Linked DNA regions of Homo sapiens: region 2 is linked to region 1. Evidence: read pairs that join two places in POLR2A ChIA-PET (ENCODE). Cell type or tissue: OCI-LY7. All regions are shown on one strand. Links, peaks and the distances in the headings refer to the core of each region. The heading gives the core; the rest is flanking DNA. Region 1 overlaps RBBP7 (RB binding protein 7, chromatin remodeling factor). Region 2 holds the start of CTPS2 (CTP synthase 2).

Region 1 (5,374 bases), core at 203-5,202:
AACTGAGGCCCCAGGGAGGTTGTGTTTTAAGCAACTGCATTTTAGTTTGATCCAGGATTTAAGCTAAGTTTTTTTGATTCAACACTTTCTGTCCATACTACCTTGTAGAATTTCTTATTGGGAAATAAGAAACATCTAGTGTATAAGATATTTTTAGGTGGGAAGAAGATTTCTTTAGGTGGGAAGTTGTGATTTATGAGTGTGGGGATTGTTGGTGGATTCCTGTGTAGATGTTTGTCTGTGTTTACTGAGTTGGGCCTACCTTCCCCGGAGTGCTGCTCTATAAAAGGTAGTGTTCACGCTGATAATTGAGGCACAGGAGGATGGCTCTTTGGGAAAGAAGCAAGCCCTCTGCATGTTGTAGCTAGAATATTTTCTTATATTTGCATATGTGGGGATTGTAAAGTTGGTAACCAGAGGGGGAGAAGATACACAGTTGATGCTAAGTATATATTTGCTAAAGAAATATGAATGTATTTTGAGGGAACTAGACTGAATTTGTTAGCAATTGGAGATTTCTTGTAGGATTAGTGTGACTTATTTTCTTTCTTAAACAGACCTGAAGGAAAAGATTATGCCCTTCATTGGCTAGTGCTGGGGACTCATACGTCTGATGAGCAGAATCATCTGGTGGTTGCTCGAGTACATATTCCCAATGATGATGCACAGTTTGATGCTTCCCATTGTGACAGTGACAAGGGTGGTAGGTATATCATATATTCCAATATTGGTGTCAAAGGGAAAATGTCTCTTTCAAAGCATATGCTATTAAAACTATACTATTAGCTTTTGGCCCAGTAATTTAACTTCTAGGACTTTATTCTACAGAACTTCCCACCCACATGTGCACAAGGATTTTAGTCGTAATTGCAGAATTGAAAAATTAGGATCAACCTTGTAACCCAGATGTTGGTTCATAGAAAGTTGGTTAAGCACATGGTATGTTTGAAATACTACTCAGCAATTAATAAGAAAGGCCAGGTGCCATGGCTCACGCCTATAATCCCAGCACTTTGGGAGGCCAAGGTGGGAGGATTGCTTGAACTCAGGAGTTCAAGCCCAGTCTGAAAAACACAGACCTCATTTCTACCAAAAATTTAAAAAAAAAATTTTTTTTTTTAATGAGAAAAATCTGTAGGCACTGGTATAGGAAGGTATCCAAGATAAATTAAGTGACTAACTGCTATGTGTAATTACAGTATTCCACTTTGGTAAAAGTAATATGTGTTGGTGTGTGCAATGGGTATTTTTTGTTTGAGGAGAGAGGCAGTAGTGGTAGGGTTAATTCAGGAATCTGTTGGCTGCTTTTTTCTTTTTTTAATTTGTCAAACATATACTCTCCTGTTTTGGTATTCCCATGACCACCCCAAGTTTGGTGATTTTGCTAGGACTCCCAAGAGCAAATTATACTTGTGGCTAAAGTTTGTTACAGTAAAGAACACAAAAGCAGCAGGAAAAAGATGTACATCGGCAAGTTCAGGGAGGTCTGGCACAAGTCTTGTCCAAGGCCACACAGGATGTGTCTTCCGGCAGCAAACTGCAGGGACATGTGTGAAATATCTCTGCTCAGGGAAGCCTGTTTGGGTCTTGGGGTCTGAGGCTTTCTTGGGGGACTAGTTGCATAGGCACATCCTGCTGACAACCAGCCACAGCAACTGTAACTTGAGGACCCCAGTAATACAAACTGAGGACCCAGTAATAAAAGAAGGTACGTGTCATCAATCTTGATATCTGCAGAGTAACCCTGACAAACTGGTACAACGCGGTCCATTGCTCCAGGTGCACACCACAAAATCATCAGTTCATCAGTGACAGAAAGAACATTCTGAGGTGCATGTTCCCAGGAGTTAGCCAAGGGTCAGTAATAGGGTCCCAGTGTTCCTCAGAGACTCCAGGGCTAAGCACCCAGACTGCTGTATTAACTCTTTCTTCACAGTCCCAAATGGCTTAACGCTATTAGCACTTTCTAATATGTGCCTTAGGGTTTTTTTCTTATTGAAAATAAAATACTGGCCAGGTGCAGTGGCTATACCCATAGTCCCAACACTTCGGGAGGCCAAGGCAGGAGGAACGCTTGAGCCTGGGAGTTTAAGACCACTCAGGGCACACAGTGAGACATTGTCTCTATCAAAAAATAAAATTAAAAATCAGCCATGTGTGGTGGCGCATGCCTGTAGTCCTAGCTACTTGGGAGGCTGAGGATCGCTTGAGCCCAGGAGTTCGAAGCTGTAGTGAACTAGGATCACACCACTGCACTCCACCCTGAGCAACAGAGCAAGATCCTGTCTCAAAAATACTACATTCTCTAGTGTAGTGAAACTGCTAGGTTGTATGGTGTATTCATTGTCAACTTCATAGAAAACTATTTTCCAAAGTGATTTACCCAGTTTACTACTCCCACAATTTACTGTTCATTCCCCGACAACTGTATGCATTATTTCTTTAAATATTGGGGTTTTTTTGTGTTTTGTTTTTGTTTGTTATGAGGCAGGGTCTCGCTCAGTCGCCCAGGCTGGAGTGCAGTGGTGCAATCTCGGCTCACTGCAACCTCCACCTCCTGGGTTCAAGTGATTCTCGTACCTCAGCCTCAAGAGTAGCTGGGATTACAGGCGTCCACCACCATGCCCGGCTAATTTTTGTATTTTTAGTAGAGACTGGGTTTTGTCATGTTGGCCAGGCAGGTCTCGAACTCCTGGCCTCAAGTGATTCGCCTGCCTAAACTTCCCAAAGTGCTGGAATTACAGGCATGAGCCACCACTCCCGGCCTGAATATATTGTAATCAGAAATTTTTAAATGGCTTTTAGCCCTGAAGTATGTATTTACCGGGCTTGCAGTTTAACAGTCTCTGCATAATGATGTTAATATATTATTAAAGTTACACATCCAGTGTATTCTAACAAGTAGCTGAAATAATTCAGTTAATACCTTTGTTAATATTCAGTATATATATTTTTTTTTTCTTTTTTTTTTTCTTTTTTTTTTCGAGACGAAGTTTCGCTCTGTCACCCAGGCTGGAGTGCAGTGGTGTGACCTCAGCTCACTGCAACCTCTGCCTCCTGGGTTCAAGCGATTTCCCGAGTAGCTGGGACTACAGGCGCCCGCCACCACACCTAGCTGATTTTTTGTATTTTTAGTAGAGACGGGGTTTCACCTTGTTAGCCAGGATGGTCTTGCTTTCCTGACCTCATGATCCGCACGCCTTGGCCTCCCAAAGTGCCGGGATTACAGGCATGAGCCACCACGCCCGGCCAATATTGAGTTACATTTTTTAATGGATATTATCATTAAGACAGTGACTTTTCAAAATTTTAAGTTTGAGAAAACAAAACTCTGTGTTCAAAGTAAATCCTACTTGGAAGCCCCGCCCCCCCCCCTTTTTTTTTTAAAGGAGAGCTCTTCAGGTTGTTTTAGCTAAAGGAATCAGGAAACTTGAGTATCTTTGTAGCAGAAGGGTTAGAGCCACTGGAGTCCATGGAATGGGATGTTGAAGGTCAAAGTGGAGCAGATTTGGAGCAGTCTCAGGAGGGAGGAGACGATTGGATCAGGAGGGGTCTTAGCATGCCGAGGCACATTTCTTCCATTGACACCATGGAACAGAAGGTGCTACGAGGAAAAAGGATCCTTTTGCATGTGGTCACATGAGAGTAGTGGGTAGAGGAGCTTTGGAGTAATCGTGGATTTGAGATACGGTTTTTTCAACCACACTGAAATAGTAAGCTATGTTTGCTTCAGAGAGGAACGGCTAGATACTGATATTAAGACATGGAAGCGAGTGTTCATTAAGCATTCCACATAGAAGGAGCTGCCTGGAACTGAGAAATGGTTTGCTCCTTTTGGTGGTTGCTCCAGGCCCCGGTCTATTTTACTTCTTACCTGTCTGGCTCCAGTAGGCATTTGTGTTAGTTGTCCCTGACCTGAGACACAGGGTGAGCTAAAATGGAATGTGCAAAGAAAAGGCAATATAGGTCAGGAAGAATAACACAATTGTAATGTGAACCCTCCTATCTTTTTAAGCGTCAGCAACTAATTCAGGTTTTTTTATCTATGAGCACAAAAAAGAATGTTCTTGTTTGCTGTATTTGCTTAGATGTTCTCTACTTGTATTCTTTCTGCTAACATGTTGCTACTTCTTGGAAGTTACCGTACTTTTTATATGACTTTGTTACTTTACAAGGCCTTTTTCATGATTATTTAATACTATAGTCTTATTCACACACCAGATGGGCGGAGAGGTTAACCTTGGCACTGCACTAGCAGTTAAACCAAGTATGCTGGCAGGGCCAATGTATGTGTGTTTAGGGACAGGTAGGGGTTAGCGTGGGTTTCTGATTGATTTGAGGATGCTTCTGACTTCAGACTCAAAGGGTGTTCATACTGTGGAGGGTTAAAACCTTTCCTGTTTTGATGAATCCTAAAATAAGATGCTAATTCAGTGCAGTACTTACAGTGAGTTGTATTTGAACTAAAAAGCTATTGGTCTGCTTATTATATGGTTACTTGAAATTTCAGTGAATAACTATATCATCTTCATAACTGAAAGAGGACAGTTGTTTTAGATCCAAGGTGGAACTGAATTAAGTTGCATAAGGCAGCTACCAATATTTTCCAGTGCAAATGGGCTTTAAGAATAAATTGATGTGGCAAATGAACCCACATTTTTGGGTTTTCTCTATGCATGTTTCTGTCTTTGTCTTGTCAGTTTGTGTTGTATTCTGCCAGGTCAAAATCTGTTAGGTTGATTGAACTAAGTGATTTGTGAATTTTAATCCTGAGTGTGTGTGTGTGTGTTTCTTTCTCCTCACATTAGAATTTGGTGGCTTTGGTTCTGTAACAGGAAAAATTGAATGTGAAATTAAAATCAATCACGAAGGAGAAGTAAACCGTGCTCGTTACATGCCGCAGAATCCTCACATCATTGCTACAAAAACACCATCTTCTGATGTGTTGGTTTTTGACTATACAAAACACCCTGCTAAACCAGGTATGTAATAATAGAGTTAGGTCATTACTTGAGCAGTTTTCTTGATTCAAACTGGTAATGTTTTTAAGGTCAAAGTAGCATACTTTATAATATTTAAAGGTTTAAAAATTGCTTTGGGGGTCCCATAACCATCCTCAAGTTCAGGGATTTGCCAGAACTACCTAAAAGCAGCTTATACTAACAGCTAAAGTTTATTACAGCAAAGAATCCAGAGCAAGAGTAGGAAGAAAAAGATACACATCAGGGGAAGTCCAGAGGGGTTAGCTACAGGCGTCTGAGTCCTTCCCATCCAGGGCCACGTGGGACATGTTTTGTCTCTAGCAGCAAACCATAGGAACATGTGCTAAATGTCTCTACCCAGGGCAGCCCATTTGAGTTTCAGAATCTGGGAT
Region 2 (5,374 bases), core at 269-5,268, 150 kb after region 1:
ATGTCCTGGCTTTGCCACTCATATTAACTAACGTACCCTTGGTCAAGACATTTCACATCTCTGAACCTCAGGTCCCTCATTCTAAAAAGGGGATCATAACAACTGTCCTGGTTCTAAAAAGATAATGAAAGACGGAACTGTGGAAGGAAACCTTACATATGCGGCAGGTATTAAGTATTAGCACCCATACCAACCCATTTCACAAACATTCTTTCCCCTGAGCCCTCTGGAAGACTTGTTTATGCCTCTAGCCTTTTGACAAGGTGGTTCCTTGTCCCTCCCCTGGACCCCCCAACACCCATGGAGACCTGGATCTCCCCCAAGGCTACCCTGCTGAGTGAAGCGTCTGCTTATTTTCCCAGAAATTGACATCATTGTTCCAAGTTCCTTACTGCTTCCTCCACAACACTGTTCTTTCATCCTTGGTGGGGAGAAACTCCATTGTGTTTATTTTATTTTATTTTTTGAGATGGAGTTTCGCTCTTGTCGCCCAGGCTGGAGTGCAATGGCGCGATCTGGGCTCACTGCAACCTCCACCTCCCGGGTTCAAGAGATTCTCCTGCTTCAGCCTCCTGAGTAGCTGGGACTACAGGCACCCGCCACCGCGGCCGGCTAATTTTTTGTATTTTTAGCAGAGACGGGGTTTCACCGTGTTAACCAGGATGGTCTCGATCTCCTGATCTCGTGATCCACCCACCTCGGCCTCCCAAAGTGCTGGGATTACAGGGGTGAGCCACCATGCCTGGTCGTGTTTATTTTTTTAAATTAATTAATTGATTTTTTTTTTGAGACAAGGTCTCAGTCTGTCGTCCAGGCTGGAGTGCAGTGGCACGGTCATAGCTCATTGCAGCCTTGACCTCCTGGGCTCAGGCGACCTTCCTGCTTCAGCCTCCCCTGGGATGCATGCCAGCACACGTGATAATTTTTGTATTTTTTGTAGAGACAGGATTTTGCCATGTTGTCCAGGTAAGTCACCAACTCCTGGACTCAAACTATCTGCCTGCCTCAGCCTCTCAAAGTGCTGGGATTACAGGGGTGTGCCATGGCGCCAGGCCTCCATTGTGTCTTGAAAGGCACTGACATTTGTTCTGCAACCTTCTCCCTTTCCTTGTCACAGTCATCTATTAGTTTCAGGCTCACTACCCACCCCGCAACCCCAATTCTCTAAAGTTCCTTGACCTCGATTGACTCCTCCACCTCCTGCCATCCTTTTGGGACCCTCGATGTCCAACATACCAGCCTTGTGGGCACTAAACCCAAGGCCAGTGATGCCCATCTCACTTTTCTATTCCATTGTAGCTGCCACACCCCAAACTGTCTCATTTCCTGGAATATCCATTTGAAGGCCTGAACTCCAGCACCACACTCTCTGCTGCCAGTTTGCCAGTCCTCTCCTCAGAGGCCCTGGCCTTGGAGCCCTTCTCTCATCTGTCTCCCAGTCCATCAGCTCCCCGCTGGTTTTATTAACAGTTCCTGTCCTCTAGGACTAGAGCTCTGGCCCATCACTGCAATCGCAGTCTTTCTGTGCCCTCCACCTCCTCACCCTCTTGTCCTTCTATTCTATGCAAGCAGGAAACTTGGGTTTCATAACTAAGAGCTATATTTCTGTAGATACCTTGCCAGATTATAGCAGATTATAGCTGGACACCACTACACGATGATGGTTTCTAAACTCCACTAGGTCTTCAGTGACTCTTGTCTAACTTGTCGCTCTAGCATCTCACACTGGTTATGCGAAATTTCCACCACTTTCCTAAAACCTTCCATCTCACTTCAGACCCTTCTGTTGTCCATGTTAGCTTCCTTCAGTGGTTGGCTTCTTGCCTTCACCCGAAAAACCTCCTGTATCCGTTCCCAGCACCAATCATCCTCCAATACTCTTTTTTTTTTTTTTTTTTGAGACAAAGTCTCCTCTGTCACCCAGGCTGGAGTGCAGTGGCCTGATCTCGGCTCACTGCAACCTCTGCCTCCCAGGTTCAAGCGATTCTCTCTGCCTCAGCCTTCGGAGTAGGTGGGATTACAGGCAGGTGCCACCACACCTGGCTAATTTTGCATTTTTAGTAGAGACAGGGTTACACCACGTTGGCCAGGCTGGTCTCGAACTCCCGACCTCAGGTGATCCGCCTGCCTTGGCCTCCCAAAGTGCTGGGATTACAGGCGTGAGTCACCCGAAGAGTGACTTTTTAGAGTATTTGGGCGGGGTGCAGTGGCTCAAGCCTGTAATCCCAGCATTTTGGGAGGCAAGGCAGGAGGATCAGCTGAGGTCGGGAGTTCGAGACCAGCCTGGCCAACGTGATGTAACCCCGTTTCTGTTAAAAATGCAAAATTAGCCGAGCTTTTTGGCATCCGCCTGTAATCCCAGCTACTCCGGGGGCTGAGGCAGGGACAATCGCTTGAACCCGGGAGGCGGAGGTTGCAGTGAGCCCAGATCGCGCCATTGCACTCCAGCCTGGGCAAAAAGGGCGAACGAAACTCCGTCTCAAAAAAAAAAAAAAAAAAAAAGTCACTCTTGGAAGCCTTAATTGCCTTCCTCCCCTCACTGCACCCCCGCAACTCTTTGCTGCAGAAGTATTGTTCTAGGGAACCTTACTGGTTCCAACAGACGGGTGGACCTCCCACCAGACTGTGAGCTAGCTCCTCAAAGGCAGGCATTCTCTTTCCTTTTCCTTCTCTCCTGAGCGCTCCTGCAGTTCCTGGGGCGTAGTAGGGGATCCACAAGCGTTTGTGACCAGTGAAGTTCTTTACAAGGGTGAGATCTGCACGGGAGGACCCGAGCGAGGGTCTCGGCTTGCCAGGAAGCCGGGGTTCCCCGGGAAGCGTGGAGTTCACCCGCGCACTCGAAGTGCCTTTGCAAAGTGAGCCACGGGAGGGAGGAGCGGTCCCCGGGCTGGGCGAGGCCTGGGGCCCAGTGCGTCCAGAGCGGAGGGTGACGGGAGCTGCCTGTGCTGGAGGAATCACTTTTTAGGCGCTTGTTTTGGACCATTGCACAAACCCGGGTGCAAACCCCAAGCTCACCAGCGTGAGTGAGCTGGGCCAGCAGCAGGGAGGAGAGGGGAAGGTGGGCGAGGAGGGCGCCGCGCACCCCGAGGCCCGTGTGGGCGGTGGGAAGATCCCGGGGGCGGCTTTGGACAGCCCCGGCAGCGACCCCTTCCCCAGCCCGACAGGTGAGCGCCAGGCCAGCCGCGGGGTGGAGCCCGCCGTGCCCACCGGCCACCCTCCCCGGTGCTACCACCACCGCGCAGGTAACTTCCCTTCTGGGCCTGTCCCAGACCCCCAGGGCCTCGGCGCCCGGGCCATCCCTCGTCCCCAGGGCCTCTCCGCCCTGCACCCCCAGCCCCGGTGCACTTGTGGGGCCGGGCTCCTTTGTCCGCTCTCTGATGGCGCCGGCTCCCTGCCCAGCGCTGAGTCGGGTCCGGCCGCCAGCCCCGCGCTCGCAGACCTCGGCTGCCGGGTGTGGCGCGGGGACTGGGGAACGCTGGCCCGTGCCCAGTGCGGTTGGAGCCTGTCCCGCGCGTCCCCGGGACGCGCTTCTTCCCGCCTCCGCCCGCGCCAGCGCCCGCACCCGGATCCCCACTTCTCCCGGCCCTCGGGAGCCAGGAGAGCCCTGAGATGGCGTTGGCGGAAGTGAAGCCCCGAGCGGGGGTCTGCGAGGCTGGTGATCAGCGCCGGTAACATGGCCTTTCTGTCCTCTCCCCGGTCCCAGTGCACCCCTTAAACAACGACCCCCGCGTTTTCCCCGTACTAGATGGTTAGGGCGCATAGTGCCGAACTACGCTGCTGCTACAGAATAGCTTTTTTGGGGGCAACATAAAAAAGAATTGTATGTATGGTTTATATACAACAAAATGTCCCATTTTCAGTGTGCAAATCGACGGGATTTGACAAATTATACACTCCTGTAACCATTATCCCAAAGTGAACATTGACCATTTCCTTCACCCTGCAAAGTTCCCTGGTACCTCCTTTCTGTCAATCCACCCCAGGCCCCGCACTCAACCCCGGTTCTGATTGTTATCATAGCTTAGCTTTGACTGTTCTAGAACTTCATAGAACAAGATCATCAGGTAAGTACTCTTTTGTGTCTAACATTACTTTTTAAATGGCCATCACTGAGAAGGTGTCTCTGGGTGCTTCCGGTGCTTTTATTTGCTCTAGGCCTGCCTGGTCTAATGTGGGAGCCACTGGTCACATGTGGTTATTGAATACTGGAAATGTGGCAAAATCCGTACTGAGATGTGCTCTGAGTACAGGCACCTGATTTCTGAAAGCTTAGTACACAAAAAAGATGTCAAATATCTCACTAATACATTCTTACATTGTGCGTTAAAAGTGATAACATTTTTGGCTACATTGGGTTAAATAACATATATTAACATGAACTTCATTTGATTCTTTTTACTTTTTTAATATGGCTACTAGAAACTTAAAATTACGTACCTGGCTGTGTAATATTTTTTATTAGGTAGTGGAGACAGCACAGCTCTACACTGTGCTATCCTATAAACACTTGGTTCTGCTCACTGCATGTAAGAGTAAATGAAAAACTTGTCTTGACACCAGAAACAATCCTCAATGGAGGAAGTGATCTAAAACAGGGCCAGCCTTTCCCTGAACCTTTGAAACTTTGTTAAACTTACTTGTGTGCTTAAAAGAAGTAGAGGGCCGGGCATGGTGGCTCATGCCTGTAATCCCAGCACTTTGGGAGGCCGAGGTGGGCGGATCACGAGGTCAAGAGATCAAGACCATCCTGGACAACATGGTGAAACCCTGTCTCTACTAAAGATACAAAAATTAGCTGGGAATGGTGGCATGCACCTGTAGTCCCAGCTACTTGGGAGGCTGAGGCAGGAGAATTGCTTGAACCCGGGAGGCGGAGGTTGCAGTGAGCCCAGATCGTGTCATTGCACTCCAGCCTGGTGACAGAGCGCGACTCCAACTCAAAACAACAACAACAACAACAAAGTAGGAAGAATTAGGTGTCCCCTTGGTATTAAGTTGCATTTTTACAAAAGGTCTCTAAAATATCCAAGGTGCTTTAAAAAGGTATCTTGTGTTTTTGAAAAAACAGAAAATGAGCAATTGCTTATGTAGGGGAGGAAAGAGCTGATATCATAAGGGTCACGGCTGACAGCCTTAAACAAGAGACAGATTAACAAGAGAGAAGCATAATAATTTATTGAATCATAGGTTTATGTGACATGGGAGCCTTCAGAAATGAAAACCCCTTAAAGATGCAAGGGAAATGATCTGATTTTATGCTTGGAGTCCATGAAGCAGGGACAGATGAGCTAATGGAAATAGACTGAGTGGGGAAACCCAGCAAAGCCTGTCCACATTCTTCTTGGCCTCTCTGTTGTAGCGTTTCTTCCTCCCC

The links. Peaks named below come from ENCODE experiments on the same cell type or tissue, not always from the same donor. Only the 100,000 strongest peaks of a DNase experiment are listed, where the experiment ranks them.
Region 2: POLR2A ChIA-PET joins it to region 1 with 14 read pairs; 8 of 35 experiments call an interaction of 5 or more read pairs at or near these places.

What each region holds. Positions count from the first base shown.
Region 1 is chrX:16,858,284-16,863,657 of GRCh38, reverse strand. RBBP7 (RB binding protein 7, chromatin remodeling factor) reads left to right here. Exons shown (of 12, transcript NM_002893.4): 3 at 558-703; 4 at 4,809-4,982. Among named protein-coding and RNA genes, the nearest start is that of RBBP7, 9.4 kb to the left of the region's middle. In OCI-LY7, for the core only: no CTCF peak of the experiment used is centred there; no DNase peak of the experiment used is centred there.
Region 2 is chrX:16,710,203-16,715,576 of GRCh38, reverse strand. It overlaps CTPS2 (CTP synthase 2), which reads left to right and starts at 2,908. Exons shown (of 19, transcript NM_175859.3): 1 at 2,908-3,242. RefSeq lists silencers at 3,036-3,125, 3,186-3,455. In OCI-LY7, for the core only: no CTCF peak of the experiment used is centred there; DNase peaks (open chromatin) are centred at 2,906, 3,466 and 4,146; H3K4me3 peaks cover 3,010 bases; H3K27ac peaks cover 2,919 bases.